2 separate regions of the Homo sapiens genome follow, and region 2 is linked to region 1. A link is an interaction called in ENCODE POLR2A ChIA-PET data of the cell type or tissue named here. Cell type or tissue: MCF 10A. All regions are shown on one strand. Each heading gives the region's core, and the rest is flanking DNA. Links, peaks and the distances in the headings are about the cores only.

The links. Peaks named below come from ENCODE experiments on the same cell type or tissue, not always from the same donor. Only the 100,000 strongest peaks of a DNase experiment are listed, where the experiment ranks them.
Region 2: POLR2A ChIA-PET joins it to region 1 with 13 read pairs; 3 of 35 experiments call an interaction of 5 or more read pairs at or near these places.

Annotation. Positions count from the first base shown.
Region 1 is chr12:52,142,079-52,144,887 of GRCh38, reverse strand. No RefSeq gene overlaps it. Among named protein-coding and RNA genes, the nearest start is that of SMIM41-AS1, 25 kb to the right of the region's middle. RefSeq lists an enhancer at 68-885. In MCF 10A, for the core only: a CTCF peak has its summit at 1,207 (motif pointing left); a DNase peak (open chromatin) is centred at 1,157.
Region 2 is chr12:52,493,357-52,496,165 of GRCh38, reverse strand. No RefSeq gene overlaps it. Among named protein-coding and RNA genes, the nearest start is that of KRT6A, 1.5 kb to the right of the region's middle. In MCF 10A, for the core only: no CTCF peak of the experiment used is centred there; DNase peaks (open chromatin) are centred at 535 and 1,465.

The DNA.
Region 1 (2,809 bases), core at 12-2,511:
CTGGGCCAGGGCTTCCCCAGATCTGCGCCAGGAAGTTCTTCTAGTCATCTAACCTCGATTCCCTACGATGCAGTCCAAGAGGAAAAGGAGATTCTCCTCCCAGTGAACCTCTCCCCTCCAGCTGCCATCCAGGCCCAGGCCCCGGCCCCTCTTGCCTGCTGACCACTCGGGCCCCTAGCCCCACCCCAGCTGGTCTCCCTGCCTGGGCCCCGCCCTCCACTACGGGCTCTTCACTAACGGTCAAGGCCCCAACACTCAGCCATCCCACCCAGCAGCCTGACCCCCACAGATCCTCACCACACCAGACCGCTATTGCTGTCAGGAGGTCCCACATCTTCCACCTCCCTGGTTTTGCTAGGCCGCCCATGGCCTGGAGTGCACTCCCTGGTGAAATCTTGTCTTTCCTACAAGGGGAGCGTCCCCTCTCTGAGCCCGGACCACTGTGCTCTGTGGTCTGATGGCCCTTTCCCCGCCCCTACCCCACAGCTTTGTGGTGGGCCTCTGCCACCCTCCAGCCCTCCAGCTTCCTGAGGGCACAGCCTCTCTGGGCGCAGCTCTTGCTGCCTGGCACAGCTGTGACACCTCCATCCCTCCTGCTACTGTGTGGAGGCCAGGCCCTAGGTGCTTCCCACTGTCCCTTCAACAGTCCTGCAACATTGGTGTCCTTCTCCCCATTGTACTTACAAGGACACTGAGGCTACAACCGTTTTAGGGATGAACCAAGGTGAAGAGTGGGGATTACACCTCAAAGCTCGCCCTCCAAAGGAGCCTGCTGAAGATCTGCCTCCAGTGGGTGATGAGGTGGGGAGCCCTGGGGAAGGAGCTGGAGGGCAAACGAGGCCAGGCCCAGCCTTTCACCTATGTCCAAGGAATCCTACCGTGAGGTCCCCAGGCTCCACAGAACCCACACCATGAACTCTGCCCACACCACACACACACACACACACACACACACACACACACACACACACACAGCTAAGCTGCATGTACACACCCACCCAGCTCCTGTACCCCCACACCCCGAGGCCTGTACCCACACACAGACGTGCTCCTCCCCAACCCCTCTCCTGGCCTTCTCCACCCACACCCAGACCTGCCGGGCAGGCCAAGCAGGCCCAGCTGCCGGGAGAGGCTCCAGAGGCTCCCCACCCCCACTTGGAGCCAGGATGCTGGGGTTCTGTGGGGCAGGAGCGCCCCCAGCTGACAGGTGTGGGACACATAGGGGACAAGGACCCAACCCAGGACCCAGACCAGAAAAAAAGAGTCCTCCGTGCCCCAGACCCCCTGGCCACCCACTGCTTCTAGAACTTACTGAGCACCCAGGCCCAAATTAGAGGGCATGACCCAGGGGAAGAGAAGAGAGGAGGTCAGGCCTGGCACCACGCTAGCAAAAACACAGTGGCCAGAGGCAGGCAGCGTGGCCAAAGTGTAGATGTTGCCTCGGGCTCAGTGATGGAGGGGCCAGGGGCTGGAGATGAAGAAAGGATCTCATGCGACTCTCAGGTTTCTGGGACTGGCTGGCTGGGGAGACCAAGGGGCTGGGAAGGCGGCTGAAGAGCTCATCTCAGACATGTTGGGTCTGAGGGACCTGAGCAGCTTCCTGGTGGAGGCCAGCAGGAGGGGGACACTCACGTCTGAAGCTCTGGCTAGTCAAGGGACATGGCAGGGAAGCGGGGAGATTCCTTATGGCCCACTGTCCCCCTGTCTGGCCTCTGCCCCATGCTCGTGCAAGTCTTCTCTTCTCAAAATGGGCTTAGTGCAGATAAGCCTCTGCTAAGGTCCCTTCCTGCCCTTGTGCTTGTCATTACCCGCCCACCCTCTCTCCACCGGGCCTCAGTGCCCTGCAGAGCCCTCCTGAGGACACACACTGAGGACACAGGTTCTATCAACTCCCATTAATTGAGCACTTACTATGTGCTAGGCACTTTGCTAAGGAGGTCACCAGCCTGAGTGAACATGGGGTCACTTTGACATCAATGCCCAAGTCAGAGAGGCTCCTGGCCCTCAGCTGCGTGCTGCAGGGCCTCAGGTAGTCCCTCAGAAAGTCCTCCAGTTAATTTCGGGGCCCCAGGAATACTGCCCTATAAGCAGGAGCAAGCCTGCACTGGCTGTGCTCTGCTTCCCTGCGAAGACACCGCTGCCTCCGTGGCATGAGAACTCTGCTCTGGAGAGCACCCATCCTCCACCCATGGCCAGCTCAGTCCTCAGCCCTCAAAGCCTCAGTTGTCTGTGACCGGATGCTGAGGAGGAGGGATGGGGAGCAACTCTTCCCTCTCTAAACACCATGCCCCAGGCCCTGAGGCCACACTGTTTAGGCCAGAATCTTAGAGGCCTTCAAAAACAAGTCTCCCTCATTCCCTGGTCCCAATCTCCTTAACCTCTAAGGGTCCCCTCTTGGCAGCCCTTCAAGCAAGCAGGGCTGACACTGAGCCTACCCTATCCACTGTCTCCCAGCCCCCTTACTCCCCAAACACCTGCTACACAGACCTCCAGCCTCTTCCACCAGTCCAGACACCAAATGCACCAAATACACCAGATATTATCATTACTGTACCCAACACTTTACTGTATGCTCTAGACTATGCCATTCCCTATATTATCCCTATAATAAGGACAACTGAGGAGGAGACTGAAGGTCAGAGAGGTTAAGTCATCTACTGAGGTCACACAGGTAGATTGGAACCAAGGCACATGCAACCCCAACCCTTCAGGGTAACGCCTGAATCCCCAGCACTGCTCCATGGAGAAGCCGCAGAGCCCGGGGGTCTGCACTCTCTTACCCCTATGCTTGCACTCATGCCCACAGGCT
Region 2 (2,809 bases), core at 115-2,614, 350 kb before region 1:
ACTGTCTTAGAAGCCCTTCATCACCTCTCATGAGTCCTCCCAGCTGACCTCACTCTATGGGGTCACTGGACTTGGTTCCCAGAGCATGCCTGGCAGCTGGGAATGGGAATTTTTTTAAAAAACCTCTTAGTAGATATATAAGAGAATGTCATATAAATTTAGCAAAAGGAGATACACTGGTGTCAGGAAATTAAACATGGCACTTTATATTGCTGGTGCTGTCTGATGCACACACCAAGCCTAGATTGAATAAGATGTTGAAGTTAAACCATCCTCTGATAGACTAAATGAATTACATTACATATTTTATTCAGGGATGAGTTCACCCCCACACTTAAAAAGACAGGAACTCATTAGTGAAAAAGGAACTGATGCAGTTGGCACTGCTGGTTAATAGCAGCTGCCCCTGTGTGTGTACCCCAGAGAACAGCCTGAGACCCAGCAGAGGATGGGCAGGGGAACCTGACTCCATAAGAGGGAGAGCAGTCTTCTGGGCTCCTGCCAAGAACTCAGAGGTTGGATCCTCTCTCCAACCACCTTTCCTTCCAATCACTCAGACAACATGCTGCCTCCCCCACTGGGCGGAGCTCTGTCTGCCCCATGCTGCTGCTCAGCAGAGTGGCTGCAAGCTTGCAAATTGCTCTTCTGATCCTGTTGCTCTTCTGCCTTCTGCGGCTCTGTGTGGCATCTGGGAGCAGGGCAAACCTCTATACATGGCTTCCTAAGTCCTTACTAATGTGGCACAAGCCTGCAATGTTGGTTTCATTTCTCTTACCGGTCTCTGAACCACCCTCCTCCCCCACACACATACCCTGCACTTGTGTCCCTGTTCTTGACGCTTCTTGTGGGCCTCTACATACAAAATGTCTTCATACTTTCCTATGATAATATTAGCTTACCTTCGGTGAGAAATTATATGCCAGATGCCTTGCTAAGACCTTCAATTAATTATCTCACTGAAGCCTCACAATAGCACTTTGAGGCCGGTGCTATGTTCACTCCCAGTTTACAGGTGTAAAAACAAGGCACAAAGGGTTTAAGAAAGTGCAGAGGGACACCCAGGTGCTTGGTCATGAACCTGAGCCCTCTGTCTCCAAAGTCCATGCTCTTAACCAGGGGTTGGCAAATGTTTTCTTTAAAGGGACAAATAGTGACTATTTTAGGCTTTGCAGGGCATACAATCTCTGTTGTAACTACTCAGCTCTGTCTTTGTAGTGTGAAAGCAGCCGTGGACATTGGACATTGACACAGACATAGGACACTGGGTAAATGCATATAGCTCCCACCTGAATTGCCAACCCTTCTTACCCATCCTAGCATCATTCATGCCAAGCCTAAAGCCTCTATCCCAAGAGAGTAGAGTGGGTCGGAGCACATACCAGAAGGAACACTTCTTTCCCAGAACTGGGTGGAAGCACATTCTTGGTCAACCATTGTGCAACCAGGGTGGAGGGAGGGGAGCTGCTTCCGTTGTCTTGAGAAGGTATCTCGTTCTTGCCAGACGCTGAGTTAGCACCTCCTTTAGACAGGGAACACCCTGTTCTCCTGGATGCTGTGTCCCCCCCTCCAAATGTTGGAGAAATGGGACTGCTTTTAAAATAGTAACAAGAGCTTTCCTGAGGCTCTTCTTAGCATGGGAGTTTGTTCTTCCTCCTGCGGTTGCTCATTTATCCATAGGTTCTCACAGAACAATATTGCCCAGGATTGCTCTCCATTCTCCTCATGCACAGTGCTTAATGCATGGACTGGAGAAGTGAAGCTCATTCCTCTGTAAACCAAGCACACTCACCTTTGTCAGCCTGCCCACCCTCCCAGAAGGTGTATATGGATTTGAGATTTCAAGCACTGAGATCAGAAATTAAAATGTGGAATTGACATGTTACATCATCACACTTGTAAGGGCACAATTTTATGATTCACAGCTTCCATATGCCCCTTGACTTTCCCTACACACCCAATTAAACTGTCTGACTCTTGATTCTTAAGAAATGTCAAAATCTGTGGGAATAAAAATCCAGTGAATTCCTTAATGATTTTTATATCACTCATTTTCCGTTGTTTAAATTAAGCTCTATGTAAATGCTCCAAAACAGCAGGGAGAAGGTGTCTATAAATTTCAACTGGAAAGGCAGATTTACATGAGACTAAGCTCAATAGGAAAGCAAGCACTGGAGAGAGAGGTGCAGATATGGAAAGAAACTCCTGGCAGAAGTCAGGTCTCTGAGCACCCTGGGCAATGTCTGCTCCCTTCATTTTAGGTAAACGGCATGTGGGCAGGTGATCACACAGTACACAGAACAAATGTTGCTCCTACAGTGTAAAGACTCAACTCCTCTGTCCCTCTTGCCTGACAAAGGAGGGTTAGATCCCCAAAGCAGACCCCGTTCCTATGTCCAGGACACAAGGGAGGACAGCCAGGAGCTCCAGAAGAACTGGTCCAAATGCAGTGGAAAAAACACAACAGGCTACTTCTTGCTCAGGCCATCGGGCAAATGCCCATACGCCCTCAGGAAGGATCCCACTCAGAGGGTGAGGCTGGTGCAAGTGGAGTAGAAAACCTGTGTGGGAAGGGGGCACACAGGGAGTGTCTGATGAAGAAGAAGGAGGGGACAATTATCACAGATCAGCTCCTTGTCTCCTTTGTTTGAGGACATGACTAACTCATGACTTCAGTGAATGTATACCCGGGCTTATTGTGTTAGGATCAAGTCAAGGCTGGAAGGCAGGAGAATTTCTCTATGACTAAAGGAAGCCAAAAAGCAATCTTCATATTTCATACCTTTCTAGAAACTGGGTGTGATCTCACTGT